Regions from separate parts of the Mus musculus genome. Here all the other regions are linked to region 3. Evidence: chromatin loops called from intact Hi-C (ENCODE). Cell type or tissue: left cerebral cortex. All regions are shown on one strand. Links, peaks and the distances in the headings refer to the core of each region. The heading gives the core; the rest is flanking DNA. Region 1 has its middle 39 kb from the start of D330037F02Rik. Region 2 overlaps Stt3b (STT3, subunit of the oligosaccharyltransferase complex, homolog B (S. cerevisiae)). Region 3 overlaps Osbpl10 (oxysterol binding protein-like 10).

What was found. Hi-C counts contacts between places; a loop is a spot of excess contacts. Peaks named below come from ENCODE experiments on the same cell type or tissue, not always from the same donor. Only the 100,000 strongest peaks of a DNase experiment are listed, where the experiment ranks them.
Region 1: a loop joins it to region 3, with 4 times the contacts of the local background. A loop is called at or near these places in 12 of 42 quality-filtered maps.
Region 2: it touches region 3 in a loop (7-fold over the local background); 9 of 42 quality-filtered maps call a loop at or near these places.

What each region holds. Positions count from the first base shown.
Region 1 is chr9:115,701,977-115,707,820 of GRCm38, reverse strand. No RefSeq gene overlaps it. Among named protein-coding and RNA genes, the nearest start is that of D330037F02Rik, 39 kb to the right of the region's middle. In left cerebral cortex, for the core only: a CTCF peak has its summit at 3,357 (motif pointing right); a DNase peak (open chromatin) is centred at 3,369.
Region 2 is chr9:115,258,673-115,263,672 of GRCm38, reverse strand. All of the region lies in intron 5 of Stt3b (STT3, subunit of the oligosaccharyltransferase complex, homolog B (S. cerevisiae)), which reads left to right. Among named protein-coding and RNA genes, the nearest start is that of Stt3b, 49 kb to the left of the region's middle. In left cerebral cortex, for the core only: CTCF peaks have their summits at 1,878 (motif pointing right) and 3,272 (motif pointing right); a DNase peak (open chromatin) is centred at 1,988.
Region 3 is chr9:115,159,871-115,165,714 of GRCm38, reverse strand. The region is part of intron 4 of Osbpl10 (oxysterol binding protein-like 10); the gene reads right to left. Among named protein-coding and RNA genes, the nearest start is that of Gm4665, 23 kb to the left of the region's middle. In left cerebral cortex, for the core only: a CTCF peak has its summit at 2,531 (motif pointing left); DNase peaks (open chromatin) are centred at 2,478 and 3,916; H3K27ac peaks cover 732 bases.

The DNA.
Region 1 (5,844 bases), core at 502-5,501, 540 kb before region 3:
GTGCCCACACTGAGTAGTGCTCTGTCCCCATTACGGTGCAGAGGAGGAAGAACCCCGAAAGAAGGTAACCACAGTCCTGAGAATGGACAGAGGTCTATGGTACAATGAAGTTCACAGTCTCAAGGCAAAGGAGAGAAGATGGGTGACTTGTAAAGTGCACAAGTATCTGAACATGAGTTTGATACCCAGCACCCAGTTAGAAGATGGGAGTAGTGGGCACAGTCTTGTAATCCCAGCATAGGAGAGACAAAGCCAGGCAGATCTTGGTCTGGCCAGTCAGCCTTTCGGAATCGATAAGCCTCAGGGTCCCAGAGAGAGACACTATCTCAGAAACGGAGGCTCATGGGAATGACAGCAGTGTTGGCCTCTAATCCCCACAGGCACCAAACACGTGCCCACACCCACGTATACACAAAGGTCCATGTTGGGAGTGGCTCAGCAGTGGGCAGAGATGCATTTCTAAGTTCTGTGGATCTCCCCACAGTGCAGTCTTCAGAGCGTATCAGAACCATTAGGCACAAGCCTCACTGTGTACCAGTCCCTATAAGAACTAACAGTGAAAGTTAATAATCTCCTGCATGCCAACCCCAGGGCCCATGGAAGTCAGGGACCATGTGTATTATTAATGTAACAAATAAATCTTCTGAAAATCTTGTGATATGACCAAAACTGGCAAAAATAAAGCTGAAGTCTCACATCACTGAGGTACCTACATACACCGATTGCTGACCGGAATAAATGTTCACCAAGCACTAACACCTTGTATACTAGGTGACTCATTAAGCTGAGATGTCACTGTCATGTAGACAGTTTAAAGTTTTTATATAGCTATTTAGCTTTGGAGAGTATATGTATATGTATATGTATATGTATATGTATATGTATATGTATATGTATATGTATATGTATATGTATATGTATATGTATATGTATATGTATATGTATATGTATATGTATATGTATCAATATCAAGCTCCTGCCCTGGGCCACAGCAGAGCATCTAAATCATATGGGAGTCACAACACCCAAGACCAAACTAAGGCTTTGAAAACAGCTAACTCACCAGGCATGGTGGCCCACTCCTTTGATCCCAGTACTTGGGAGGCAGAGGCAGGCAGATGTCTGTGAGTTTGAGATCAGCCTACAGAGTGAGTTCCAGGACATCCAGACCTACACCAAGAAACTTTGTCTCAGAAAACGGAAATTTACTAATAATTAATAATTAAATAATAAACAATAGCTAAGTCTCCACGCACACCAACTTTTAGGAAAAACCAATCAGAAAGGGTTTGCGTTCTGATCCGCATAACAGGAAGCACCCCTTGTGCTGACTTTTAGAAGAGCAGTAAGTGCCAGAGAGCAGACGTTGTCAACACTGCTTTTAAAATTACTGTTACATTTCCTCCAACAACTTTCCAAGATCCACCTGTTCTGTCATACCCATCAGAGCACATATTCTTTCTCAAATCACAAAGGAGAGGCAGTTGTTGTGGGTTTCGTCCTGTGATAGATCACGGTTAACTGATATGTGGAAGAGGTGGATAGCATCTGTGCTCACTGTTTCCTGTGCAGCTCAGCAGACATCGGTGTCCAGTCACACAGCCACATGCCGAGGAGCTTCCAGTGCCAGAAGGAAAAAGTACTTCCTTTCTTTTCTTTTCTTTTTTTCTTTTCTTCTCTTTTATTTTCCGGGTTTTCACGTCAGGGTTTCTCTGTGTAGCCCTGGCTGTCCTGGAACTCACTTTGTAGACCAGACTAACCTTGAACTCAGAAATCCTCCTGTCTCTGCCTCCCAAGTGCTGGGATTAAAGGCATGTGCCTCCTCTGCCCAGCCAGGAAAGTATTTCAATCGACAATGGAGTCATTGTTTTCTCTCAGCGTGAGACTTTGGGTCTAATACATGAAGCTTTAAATCACTTGCTTTCAGAGTACTCTGGTTTCTGTGTATTCCTGTGAGTGTACACGTGCGTGTTTGTATGTGTATCAGAAGACAAACTTGGGTGTCTCCTCTGGTCCCTTCCAGCTTGTTCTGAAGGTACCATTCACACATTTCCCTTTGAAATAGATTCTCCTGCTGGCTTGGAGCTCATCAACTTGGAGAGTCTAGACTATCAGTGAGCAAGTCCCAGGGAGCTGTGTCTCCGTGCATCTCCCCGGAGCTCCCTGCATCTCCGAGACTATCATGTTTACATGGGTTCTGCGGATCTAACTCTCGCTCTTGTGCTTATACAGCAGACTCTTTACTGACCAAGCCACCACCTCTCCTGCCCCATATCTTCTATTTCAAAATGTTACTCTTGTGTCCATAGTTATTTTCATTCATCACTTAAGTGTACTACCGTAAAATATTTTTTCTTAACATGTGACCTTTCTTTATACATGTGTCAGAGTCATTAGTGCTAGCTCCCTAGCAGTCATGCATGATGCTTGACAGTTATTTTCCTAACTTGTTATAAGGCGGTAGAAATTGGGCGTGCTGGCATTGCCTCTTGTCTCTCCACATCCCAGCAATGACAGAGACCAGCACTATTCCAGTTGGATGAACACCCAAGATGCTCTAGTCTGGGTTAGACTGATGTTCCTAACCAGCTTGCCCATACATTAGTGATCAGGAGAGGGGAGGCCGGTTGGTCTAGGATGGCCTCTAGTATCCAGGTGAGTGTTGCCTGGATCAATGAGCAGGTGGGCCACACATCTTCCACCCTCCAATAATGTCAAAGCAAGAGCAAAGAGAAGTCCCCAAGACCTCTGTGTGTATATGTTGTATGTTTTCATGTGTGTGTGTGTATATGTGTGTGTGAACCAGAAGTCAACCTTAGCTGTTGCTCCTCAGGTACCATCGCAGTCTCTTTTCTTGGAGACAGGGTCTCTTAACTGCCTGGAATTTGCCAGGGAGGCCAGGGTTGGCAGCCAGCGAGTCCCAGGGAGCTGCCTTGTCTCGACCCCTCCAGCCCTGGGGTTGCAAGCACGTGCTACCACAATTGACATGTTTTACACAGGTCAGGAACATGTTTTACACAGGTCAGGAACATGTTTTACACAGGTCAGGGACATGTTTTACACAGGTCAGGGACATGTTTTACACAGGTCAGGAGATTGTGCTCACACTCTTCTCGTGGGACAAACACTTCACAGGTTGACGTCTTCCAATCTCTCCCAGCGCCTTTCCATGGGATCGACATTAGCTTGGCTTCCCTTCCTCCATATTCTATTCAGGGCAATACTGCAGCTGGTTGTTTCTAAGCAGCAAACCAACTCGTGATAATCGTTTCAAGTAACACTTCACTGTCAAACAACAATCACGTTCTGCTAACTAATCGGGCATTTGGTCAGGTCTGGACGGGAACAGTTCGCCTGTACTCCACTAGATGGCATCTCCACAGCCCAGGCAGGGGCAGATGAGCCTCCTTACAGCCTGGATTCCAACAGCAAGCATCCCAAGAGCTGGGAAACAGCTGGCTGCTGGTACCCATTCACTGTACTATATCCTTGACTGGATACAGCAGTCCACCACATCGATAAGAGGGATGAACCCCAATTCTAGTGTACGCCATTGCCTGTAGTACCCAACCCTGTGTATATTGGGTTTTTTTTCTATACATATTTACCAATGAGAGCATTTAATTAGACACAGATTGACACCAGCAATAAATAGCAATAAAATAAAACATTTATAATAGCATTCTGTGATGATGCTATGTGAATGCGGTCTTTTTCTTACCCTTCTCCTGAAACAGTCAAGACAAGAGTAATATGTTCAGATCACTGTTAGCCACGAATGATTGAAGTGGCAAAGGTATCTAGGGCAGGGGGCGGGGCATCTCTCAACAGAGTGTTGAAGGATTGAACTGCAGTCTTCAGACTCTACCTTTGAGGGGTGGAGCGATGATGTCACCTGTGAACACCAGTGGTTCTTTGCCCGAAAGAGGGCTTCTGTTGTCCTCGAAATCAATCTACTGCAGTGTGAGCAGGAGCCAAGTGAGGGCCAGTCTCATTCAGGATTTCGTCTGCTTCTTTTAACTAGCACAGAGCTTTGCCCTAGTCTTCTGTTGGCTACTGTCCATAGAGAGAGAGATTTGGTTGCTGCCTGGCTACAGGAGGTACCCTCTTCAGGTTCCATATCCCCAATGCTATGAGTCATGGCTAAGGTCACCCCCCATTGATTCTTGGGCTCATCTCTTATCCCAGATCTCTGTCTTGCCCTGGAGATGCTTCCCACCCCCACCCCTGTCAGTGGCAGATTTCCATCCATTCTCATGATCTTCTCATGGTCATCTCTCCTGTCTCACCCCACACCTGATCTCAACCCCCCATCCCCCTTCCCATTCCCTCTCCCACACTGTTCCCTCTTTCCATCTGCCTCTTATGACTATTTTATCCCCCTTCTAAGTGAGTTTCCAGCATCCTTATTTGAGTCTTCCTTTTTGTTTAGCTTCCTTGGGTCTGTGAAGTATAGCATGGGTATCCTGTACTTTATGGCTAATGTCCACTTATAAGTAAAGTACATACTATTGATGTCCTTTAGGGTCTGGTTCACCTCACTCAGGATGATATTCTCAAGTTCCATCCAGTGGAGCTATAGGGACACAACCCATCCACAAAACTTTCAACCCCAAATTTAATCTAGTTACAAGAAATGCAGGAACAAAGGATGGAGCAGAGGTTGAAGTGGTCAACCAATAACAGGCCCAACTTGAGACCTATCTTAAGAGCAAGCACCAATCCCTGACACTATTAATGATACTCTGTTGTGCTTGTAGACAGGAATCTAGCACAGCTGTCCACTGAGAGGCTCCACCCAGCAGCTGACTCAGACAGATGCACACACAGCCAAACAGTGGATGGAGCTTGGAGACTCTTAGGGGAGAATAGGAGGAAGGATTGCAGCCTCTACGGAGATAGGAACTCCACAGGAAGACCAACAGAGTCAATTAACCTGGACCCTTGGGGCTCTTAGAGACTGAACCACCAACCAAAGAACATAGACAGGCTGGACCTAGGCCTCCCCATACATATGCAGCATATATGCAGCTTGGTATTCATGTGGGTCTCAAACAACTGGAGCAGGAGCTATCTAAAAAACTGCTGCCTGTCTGTGGGATATGTTCTTCTAGCTGGGCTGCCTTGTCTGGCCTCAGTGGGAGAGGATGCACCTAGCCTCACAGAGACTTGATGTGCCAGGGTGGGGGAATACACAGGGGGACCCCCACCCACTCAGAGGAGGAGGGGAGGGGGCATGGGAGAAGGATTGTGAGAGAGGGTGACTGGGAGGGGGCCATGAGAGAGATATAAAGTGAATATGTTTAAACAAAGATAAATTTGGAAATACTGCTCTCCATATTTAGGTGTGTGGAGGATTTTTACCTGGAAAGCTTTTGTGCATCCCTCTTTTATTCAGAAATAGATGCCGGCACTCCAGCTCCCCTCAAAAGACGGAAATGATGCTTTATTGACGGAATGACTATTAGAAGACAACAGAACACACACAATCATCCTTTTCCACTGGACGGGATGAGCACAGCCATTTCTCACCCAGAAAATACAGCGAAGTCCTCCGCCGCAGCTCTGCATGTAAACTCTCACTCACGGGAGCTGCACCATTGATTACACGTGAGGGAACAGTAAGCCCCATTCCCTGCCCCTCACCCCCACTGAGTTTTATTCAAGTTGTTCTCTCAAAGCCTCGGGACCAATATTAAATATCCTGGGGGTGGGGTGGTTTAACCAATCACAATTTCCTATCGGTGTTCTCCGGGCCCATTTATAGATGCTCAAACATGTTCCATAGGCTGCAACTTTGCTTGGGGGGGGGGAGAAACTGAAAGTATCATGTGTCATTCTGTC
Region 2 (5,000 bases), core at 1-5,000, 98 kb before region 3:
GGGAGTCAGATCTTGTTACGGATGGTTGTGAGCCACCATGTGGTTGCTGGGATTTGAACTCTGGACCTTCGGAAGAGCAGTCGGGTGCTCTTACCCACTGAGACATCTCACCAGCCCCCTCCTGTGTGCTCTTACTCTCCTGTGTTCTGATGCTGTCTCACTAGCATTTGTCAGAACTGATGAATTGCTTCTGTAAGACAGAAGTAGAATTTGAAACTTATTTTTATATTGCACATACCTATTTTGTTTTGACTGCATGTATGTGTGCACCACGTGCATGCATGCCTTTGTGCCTGCTGAGGTCAGAAGAGGGCATCCGATCCCCTGGAACCCCAGTTGTAAGCCATCATGTGGGTGTTAGGAATTGAACCCAGGTCATCTGGAAGATCCAAGCCAACTGACTGGATCTTAACTGCTGATCCAGCCCAGAACTAGAGCTTTAAATCTGGGTGCATTTCCTCTAGGTTCTCATCCTCCAGATTCTCACCCTTAGTCTCCTACTGGCTAGTAGCAGAAGGTTCCTTCCTTCCTTCCTTCCTTCCTTCCTTCCTTCCTTCCTTCCTTCCTTCCTTCCTTCCTTCCTTCCTTCCTTTCTTTCTCTTTTGTTTGTTTCTTTGTTTGTTTCTTTGTCTGTTTGTTTTTTTGCTCCTTTGTCTGTTTGTTTTTTTGTTTTTCGAGACAGGGTTTCTCTGTATAGCCCTGGCTGTCCTGGAACTCACTTTGTAGACCAGGCTGGCCTCAAACTCACAAATCCGCCTGCCTCTGCCTCCCGAGTGCTGGGACTAAAGGCATGCACCACCACTGCCCAGCAATACTCTGTTTCCATTGGAAAGTGTGATAATCTTGCTCGAGTAGTTTGAGGAAGTCATATCTTCCTGCCTTTACAAATGTGGACCTTGTAAAATGTCTGTGTCAGTGACATGCTCTACCTGGTGGCTATGAGCAGTGTCCCTGGGAAGAAGAGTGTATACCTGTGCCTGTGCGCACACCCAGCTGTCCTGCTAGTCGGAAGAGCCTATTTCCTGCCTGTTGCTCTTGCTGCTCTCCCCAGGCTTTACCCGTTTACCAAAACTCTCGGTAGCCAGAGTGCTCACAAAGTAGCAAGGTGGCTTTACTAAGTAAACTTTTCAACCTTCTTACAAACTTTAATATTGTTTGATAGCAGTCAGGTGGAACTGATTGGATTGTAAGGTCTTTCTCCTCTGTATCTTGTCTAACAGAAGAGGGATATTTTGTTAGCTGTTCCTATTTGACACTGACCGAGAGATGAAGTAACTTACAAGGGCTGGTGGGCCCTATGGTGGGTTAATGTAGGTGGATTTGTGTGTTCACAGACCCTTCTCTTAAGTTTGCAGAAAGAAGAGTAGTAGTAGCTTAAAACTCCAGAGACGTGGGCAGAGGAAAAGGTGACAGGCACTGTGTGAGGCCCTGACTGGAACACATTTGAAGCAGCCATGGTAGCTCCATAATTCAATCACTAGGGTATGCAACAGCCAAGAAAGACCTGTCTCAAGGAGGAAGGGAGACCTCTAGGTTGTCCTCTGACCTCCACATCATGCCCTGACACTCCAGAATAAAAGATGGCCCAGAGAGTGCTGCCGAGTTGTAATGGCTTCTCAGGGAGGTGTGGAAGTGAGCGCAGCACTCTTATCAACCTACGGTTTCAGTGGACCTGGAGCCCAGTGTGGCATTGGCCACAGGTTCACTAGCTGCCATGCCACTGCCACTCAATATTCTGAGGAAAAACAAGATTAGGATTTCTATCGATTTCTCTCTAAACAGAGTAAAACTAAATTGTACATGTGAATAAGTCCAGTTGTTTTAGGGGGCATTTTTCTAACCAGGAGCATAGTTTGCAGCAGTGAATGCCAGGAACTGTGTTTCCACAGGATGGCAGTGTGGTAGCACTTTTATGATGTAATGAGTGATTTACGGTATCGTTGGGTTGTGCTCTTTCTTAGAGCTCACTTCTTTGATGGAATAGTGTAAGAGTCGAGAAATAGGTTAGTGTGGCTGCGTAGAAAGTTGGGCTGGCTGGGGTTGTGGTTTGGTAATGGCTCCTAGTGGAGTTTGAGGAAGGAGCGGTGCTGCGGGTGTACTGCTGAGGTCCTGTGAGGATGGTGTGTGCCTTTTATGCTGCTGCTCCTGCCTCTGCTTGGAGAAGCCTCCTCCTCCCGCTGTCACGGTGTAGCCAGACATGCTGTGCTCTCCCTGCTCCTCAGACGGACTTAGAGGCCAGCTTGGATTGCTCTTACCAGGATTCTCTGTTTTGAAAATGTCCCGATTGTCATAGATATAAGGTCTTTCTGAAAGTACACTATTTGGTACTGTCATATAATCTGGAGGGAAAAGTACTTTATTTTTACAGTGGATAGAGGTGTTTCTTCTTCATCTTCAGGTCTTTCTACTCATGTGAATCTAATTTTCCACTTTTTATGTTTTAAGTTTTTTAAAGTTTGTGAGATTTAAATTAGATATTGAGTTATGTGTGCTATTTTATAAATTTAGGAAGCACAGTATCTTACGTGAGGTAAATGTGACTGTGGAGCTTGGCTAGCAGTCACAATCTTGATTTGGTACAAGTGGTTTCCTGTGTATTGAAGGGCTCTGTGAGTCGGATATGTATTTCTCCTGTGTAAACACTTGACAGCATCCAGTGATCCACAGCTATCAATCAGCTCAGGCTACTGTGGGTCCAGCTCCTTTACACAGAACTCTGGGTCCGTGCAGGGTCCTGCAGAGTGGCTTCACTGGCTCAGGTGAAAGGAGGAGGCTGGTGCACAGGCCTTTCCAGCTGTCATGTCCGTTTCTGTTACTTTGTTTGACATAAGCCAAGCAATAAGAACTTACCCTTTCCTTGAATTCATTTTTGACACTCTTCCTATTAACGTGGCCTCTAGTGCTTTGTTCCCATAGAGACTTGTTATTGGTTGCTTTGATATTTCGTGTCCTGAAGAGTACCTAGAGCCTTAGGCACTCTAGACAAGCGCCTCACTGCTGAGCCACTCCCCAGCCCTGGTATTGCTTCTCCTTACCGATGATAAGAACTCATGTCTGAAGTCCGTGGGAAGCAGCCGTGTGGTGGATGAAGTTGGGGTGTTTTCTCTGGGGTGGTCACATGCTTGTTCGTTGTAAGGTAGTTTTTTTTGTTTGTTTGTTTTTTGTTTTTTTAAGATTTATTTATTTATTATATGTAAGTACACTGTAGCTGTCTTCAGACACACCAGAAGAGGGAGTCAGATCTCATTACAGATGGTTGTGAGCCACCATGTGGTTACTGGGATTTGAACTCTGGACCTTCAGAAGAGCAGTCGGGTGCTCTTACCCACTGAGCCATTTCACCAGCCCCGTAAGGTAGTTTTACTGCCTCATTTTCTCCTTGGCTTTTTAAAAAGGGGAATAGTTTATTGTTTTTAAATTGAGTTTGTATTGTCTATTATATTCAGCCCAAATCCTGTGAGTGCTGCTGAGTTCCGTGTTTATTTCTTGGAGGCAGCCCCAGCCTGAGGTGATTTTGCAGTGTTTGGTGTGTGCAGGCCTCACTGAGGAAAAACTGCACTCTTCACAGTCTTTGCTAGTAGTGTCTCTGTGTTCCTGGCTGGGGGTGGGTTTCTGAGTTCCACACTGTAAGATGCATAGTGAGCACAGTGGGTTTGCGGCTCTGATGTGGGGAGGAGGCCGCAGACCCCACCCAGCTCTCGCTCTGTGCTAATGGAACTGAAGAATTTGATTTTGTATATTTGGGGATCACATGGTAACCTTGTCCTCCCTCCCTCCCTCCCTCTGCTCCCCCCCCCCCAATTCTGCTTCTGACTCTTATCAGGGCTTCAACACAGATTAATTAATAAAAGAAACTTACTAGAAGGCCCCTTGACCACATAAGCAGATTAAAAATTGTGATAACTTGGATTTTATTTGAATATTTCACAAAGGGGCATACCACTGCGGCATCAGTGCGTCTGCAGAGTTCACTTTGAGTGGCTGGCAGAACTGTGGCCTTCATTAGTTCTGAGTTTTTGAAAACTCTCCCCACAAGCTCTGGCCCTTTCTATTGTATGTATGAGCTTATCTTCCCAACACAGTAGTTATAACTTAGCAGACAGTTTGGGAAGCAGTGTAGCATTTGAACTAATGGTTCACAATTTCCCTTCTAAAAATTAGTTTCTTTTAAAAGCAGATAAATACAACTCTAAAGGCAAGGAGGAGGGAAGCATATGCTCTGTGCTGTGTTGTGACGAGTATAGCAGGCAGAGAACACACAGTAGCATCTTCTATTTCGAAGGTATCCTAGACTTCCCTTTTTATAGTGACTTATTTACCCAAAACTGAACATCAAGTACATTTATGAAAATGATGTATATAAATTTTATGAATAGAATACTATTTCCACATCAGCTTATTTTAGATAAACCTTTTCTCTTCTGATAAAATTTTAGTTTCAGTCACTCCTAATACTTTCTCTCTTGTCAGATGACCTAATCTTGATCTGTAGCCATGAGTGGAAAACCAGTCTTTGACACAGATTGCCACTGCGCTACAGCAGCGGTGTGCTCTAGGATCGGTGTGAGCTAGGAGGGTACTATGGAGAGCAAACAGTCTTTCTGTTAGACTGACTTCCGTGACTGGCAGGTTCTTTTCCTTTTTAAACACTTCAGCTTCTACCTGAGAAGTCTTAGGAAACTGCATAGAAGGCACAAAATACTCCGAGCTTCTGAGACTAGTGGGCACACATGATTGGTGGCAGGTGTTTGTGAGGCCATGAATATTTTGGATTAATAACACAGCAATGGTAGTTACTTAATGCAAGTGCAGTTGCAGAATTTCTTGGCTCTTATCAATGATTACTAATGGTGACGTTTTAGAAATGTGATTCCATTTATTTGCTCGAAAGGTAGCACGAGTCTCTGAAATTGTGAGTGAGGTCTACAAACAATACTTTTAAAAATAGATAGAATATTTATGGTCTATAATGCAACTAACATTCATATATCAAATCCACT
Region 3 (5,844 bases), core at 337-5,336:
GGAAGAAGTAGATCATTAGGGTGTGGGCCTGGGGCGGGGATGGGGTGCATAGTCCAATCTGCTGCTGGTTCTCTGAACGGTAAGCAAATGGCTGTCATCGCCCCCACTGCCACACAGCTGTCCCCATGTCTTCACTGGCATCGTGGACGCCTCACACCATGAGCTAAAATGAACCCCCCTTCCCTTATGTGTCTTCTTGTCAGATAGTTTGTCACAAAGAAAAGTAAAGTGGTAAATATGCCAAGCCTGGGCTCCCCGCCATGTTTGCTTTGAAAACAAATGGTATTTTCTATTATTTGTGTAGAAGTGTGCTTTAACAAAAAAAAAAAAAAAAAAAAAAAAAAAAACCCTCATCTGAACTGGGGGGAGATGCTCAGCCAGTCAGTCCAATGCTTACTGAGTAAGGTTGCGAACTTGAGTTTGATTCCTAGAAGCCACATCAAGAAGTGAGTCCCTGCAACCATAGGACGACCAATCCCTAGAGCAAGCTGGCCGGCCAGCCCAGGCTAACTGGCAAACCTGAGGTTCAGTGAGAGACCCTGTCTCAAAGAGTACACTAGAGAGAGATTAAAGAAGATACCCAACGTTGACCTTCAACCTACACACACACACACACACCACACACACACACACACACACACACACACCACACACACACACACACACCACACACATGCACACAGACATACACACAGGCACACACACAGGCACACACACCACATACATGCACACAGACATACACACAGGCACACACACAGACACACACACACAGACATGCACACAGACATGCACACAGACATATACACAGGCACACACACAGACACACACATACACATAGACACACACACACACACACACACACACCACACACATGCACACAGACATACACACAGGCACACACACATGCACACATACGCACACATACGCACACACACACACAGAGCATGTTCTCTCTACACATACATGAAATTTTAATTTCATGAGATGTTGTTTTTAATCATTCACGGTCATAAAAACACCACAGAGATCCAATCTGGACGCCACCGATGCCCTCCCCACCCCCTACCCCCCACCCACTCCCCCGCCTTCACTTTACTGTACACACCCATAGCCTGGTTGTGCAGCTTGACCTCTGCAGCTTACAGAGGCTGTACCAGCCAATCTGACCCCTCATATAGCACCTGAGACACTGCAGGGCTCAGCTGGCTCCTTTCTGTGTCTCCTCCAGACAGCTTCTTGAATCAATTTAAATTAAAATTGTAACCTAGGGATGAGGGTGATGTCCTGGGGAGATGGTGGAGGTGATAGAGAACTGGCCTAGTATACACAGAGCCCTGGGTTCGATCCCAGTACCGTGTGAGCGGAGTGTATGTGCCCCCACACACCTAGACCCCAGCACTCAGGAGGTGGAGGGTGGAACTGACAGTCAACCTCAGCCACATCAAAAATTCAAAGCCAGACAAGGAAAACACGGACCATCTAAAAGGGGGAAGAATTGCAACTCTGGCTGTGTTCCTGACACCCAACCCTCCTCCACAGCCTGAGCTTCTAAAGTCTTTATCCCTTCTGATGGCGTGTGTTCACTCTGCTCATTGACACTGGCCTGAGGATGGGGACCACTGTCCGCCCTGTGCACCGACAAATTCCAGAAGCAGACTGAAAAAACAGTGCTAATGTTCTCTCGGCAAAGTGCAGGGAGATTTATTTAGGATCTAAAGTTTAGAGAAACGACCATGCTCAATAAGCAAACGGGGGGTTGGCCTTCCAAGTCCTTGACTTCACGAAGGAACAATGTCTTTTTATCAGTTTCAGCCTGCCAAGAGATACCGCCAACTGGCTAAGTCTAATTTCAAACAAGATAAAATACTGAAGTGTCCACTGACAGCCAACTCTGTGCATATCTGCTAACAGAGAAAACGGAATTTTATACTATTTGTAGGACTCAGCACTTTCTCAAAAATTCTTACCATAAAACTTAGTCTTGGAAAAATGATGTGCCCCCCCCAAAGAACATAATGATGAAGGCTGTAATCAATTATGTTTTTACTGTTATGAATGGTGCTATAAAGCTTAACACAAAAAAAAGGTAAGCAAGATAGAGCTGCTAACTGATATGGAATATTCTCAGCTTTAATCAACAAAGAGACCCATATTCCAATTATATTGCACAGTACGAATACTTGCTATTCTGCAAGCATAAGCTATTATGTAAATCCTTGGTAATAAAAGCACAAAACAGGCTCATGGGATATCCTATTCTACTACCATAGAAGCCTGTGCCCAGAGAAGGGGCCACACGTCAGCTCTCCGAGAGCATTCGACAGTATCTACCAAGCGCCAGGACCAGAGGCAGGGAGACCTGGCAAAGGTCCTGGAAGCAGTGTAGAGGAGGCTGGGTTTCCAATGATAGAGATATCCTGGGACCCAGTGGGAGAGGGATGGGGTGGACAACAGCGCCCCCTGGAGCAACTCTATGCCTGGTATAAGGCATCTATTGGCTTCAGTCACCTTTCTCTGTAAACTGAGCATTGAAAAATAACTAGAAGAAAACTCCAGTTCCAAAGGGTGTGGTGCCCCCTTCTGGCCTCCACAGGCACTGTACACACCATGCATAGACATACATGCAGGCAAAACACCCACACATAGAAAAGGAAAGAAAATCCAGGGGTAGTGAGATGGCTTAGTGGGTAAAGGCTCTTACCATCAAGCCTAACCAGGACCTACACGGTGGGAAAAGAGAACCGACTCCTACAAGTTACCTTCTGACCTTCATGTGTATGCCAAGTCACACATACACACAGCACACATACCACACACACACAGCACACACATACAACGCCATACCCCCACACCTCAAACATACACACCACACATACCACACTCCCACATACCCCAGACACACATACCACACACACTACACACCACACACATAACATATACACATACATATAACACACACACCATACACACACACTGCACACACAACATATACCACACATACACATATACTATACACACCCCACACCCACACACACAACATATACACATACATATAACACACACACCATACACACATACTGCACACACAACATATACCACACATACACATATACTATACACACCCCACACCCACACACACATACCACACACATTCCCCATACCACACACATCACACACACATATACCCCACACCTCAACACTCCAAACACATAACGCACATACCATACACACCATACACACACCACATACACACACATACCATACTACCCCACACACATACACCCATACACTCCACATGCCTCCCCATACCACACACATCCCCATACATCCCCATACCCTCAAACACACATACTACCCCCTCACACATACACCACTCTTATTTTTTAAAGAAGAAAACAAGTGCACATTTTAACTTATTTGGCTTCTTACGGGCCTGTAACACCAACCTGTAACACAGGCACAGGCACAAAAATGGATCCCAAATTAAATGTGAAAGGCACAGATACAGGTCAGGCTGCTTCTCCCAGATAACCCACTTTATAGGAAGTGGGGACCCCTGGCCAGTTTCCGCAGCACTGCAGAGGCCATGTGCAGAACAGAATCAAATCAGGGGAGTCAGTGCTAACAGGGTCATCGGCTGCATGGAAACGTACAATGCAGAAACCAAGCACACTACACAGAAGCTCAAACCCACAAGTTTAAATCTTCCTTGAAAGAGCTGAAGAAAGCTTTGGGTGGGTGGGGTGGGGCATGGGCGAACAAGGGCCTCCTCTGTCCCTGCTTCTGGCATTTCTCAACTGCAAACCTTCACATTGGTTGTTGAGGTGTCTGCAAAGGCCAGTGCCAACAAGGCTGCTCATCATCCCTTATGTAACACAGATCACTGTGCCTTGTGACCCACAGTTCTCCTAGATCAGGATTCACAGCCAGGCTGCGTGTTTTGGTTGGCAGAGTCTAAACAGGCTGCCTGGGGCCTTCCGTAACTCAATCTACCCTGCTCGGAAGTAGACGTGACAACCCACCCCACTGACAAAGTGGCTTTATTGGGCATTTGTCCCTAATTTTCTGAGCCACTGCTAAGTCTCCACTTTGGGTTCAAATGGCTAACTGGGGTATTATTCTTCTGTTTACCCACAGCCTTGGAGGCAAACAACCTAACTCCATCTTTTGTGACTGGAAAAAAATTCCATTGTGTTTGTGTGTGTGTGTGTGTATGGAGTATATATGTGTATGTCTGGCGTGTGTGGTATGTGAAGTGAGTGTGTGTGTGGTGTGTGTGCAGTGTGTATAGTGTGTGTGTGTGTACATGTGTGTGGTGTGTGTTTTGTGTGTGTATGTACATGTTGTATGTTTTGTGTATTGTATATGTGTGTGTAGTGTATGTGTGAAGTATATATGTGTGTGTCTGATGTGTGTGGTATGTGAAGTGAGTGTGTGTGTGGTATGTGTGCATGTGTGTGGTGTGTGTTTTGTGTGTGCATGTACATGTTGTATATTCTGTGTATTGTATATGTGTGTGTAGTGTATGTGTGAAGTATATATGTGTTGTGTCTGATGTGTGTGGTATGTGAAGTGAGTGTGTGTGTGTGGTGTGTGCATGTGTATGGTGTGTGGTGTATATGGTATATAGTGTGCATGTCTGTATTGTATGTTTTGTGTATTGTGTGTATAAATACATGTGTATGTTTTGTTTATCATGTATGTGTGGTATGTGTTTTGTGTATCGTGTGTGTATATGTGGTATGTGTCTGTGCGTGTATGTGTCATGTGTGTGGTGTGTATGTGTGTGTGGTGGTGTTTATCTATGCCTCTGCTGTTGGACATTTAGACTGTTACTTCTGATCTTTATCTAGTCTTAATCCCGCCCCCACACTGTAAACTAAACTTCCCATTCTTAGTATCCTGACCTTGTCTCCTCTCTCCAAAGACACAACCTCTATGCACCCCATAAACACTCCGCACCACCACCAAAAACTAAACAACAAAACTAGCCTTGTCTGAACAGTAGATTCTACTACTGTTAACATTTAGAGTGATAGCTCACTGGTTAAGACAACTCACTGCTCCTGCAGAGGGCTCAGGTTCAACTCTCAGCCCCTATGTGGAGCCCCACAACCCATTCTGAACTCAGTTCCAGGAGATCAGATGCCCTCTTCTGAGTGCCTCGGGCACCAGGGACAAACACAGCGTGTGTGCACACACATACATGCAGACAAAACACTCAAATACATAAGATAAATAAATCAGTAGAAAACGCCTAAAGGGCTGACAATGCCTCCTGCAATGGCTTTTCCCGTGAGTCTCCTGTGCAATTCCACCCATCCTGTAACACACAACTTTGCTCCCTCCCACCCTTGAGGATACGGAGCTGGAACGGTAGAGTTCACTCTACAGAGAATCCCAAGACTCTTCCCATAATGCAAACCATGACCTCATGCAGTCAGGCCCTAACCATCCTAATGCCATCTAAAGAGACACTGCCCTCTCTCCCCACTTTGGCTTTCAGACCATTGAGATATTGTCCTGAAGAAATTGGAATTCTCCCCCAAGAATTTCACACTGGGAGAAGGAAAAGACAGAAGGCGGGTGCCACCTAGAGCAGGACCCTTGAAAGAGATTTCAGTCTTGACCCGTCAGATCACCTTGGCGGGAGAGAATGGAGCCCAGATACTATGGGTCAGTGATGGGCAAGCCCACCTTGACCAGTACTGGTTAGCTATGGTATTCCCAACCCCCACACCCCCTCCCAACACTCCACCCCTCTCCACCTCATTTTGTTTTGGTAACTCAATTGCATGGTTCTTGAATGTGTTTGTTTGTTTTTGTTTTGCTTTATTTCAGTTG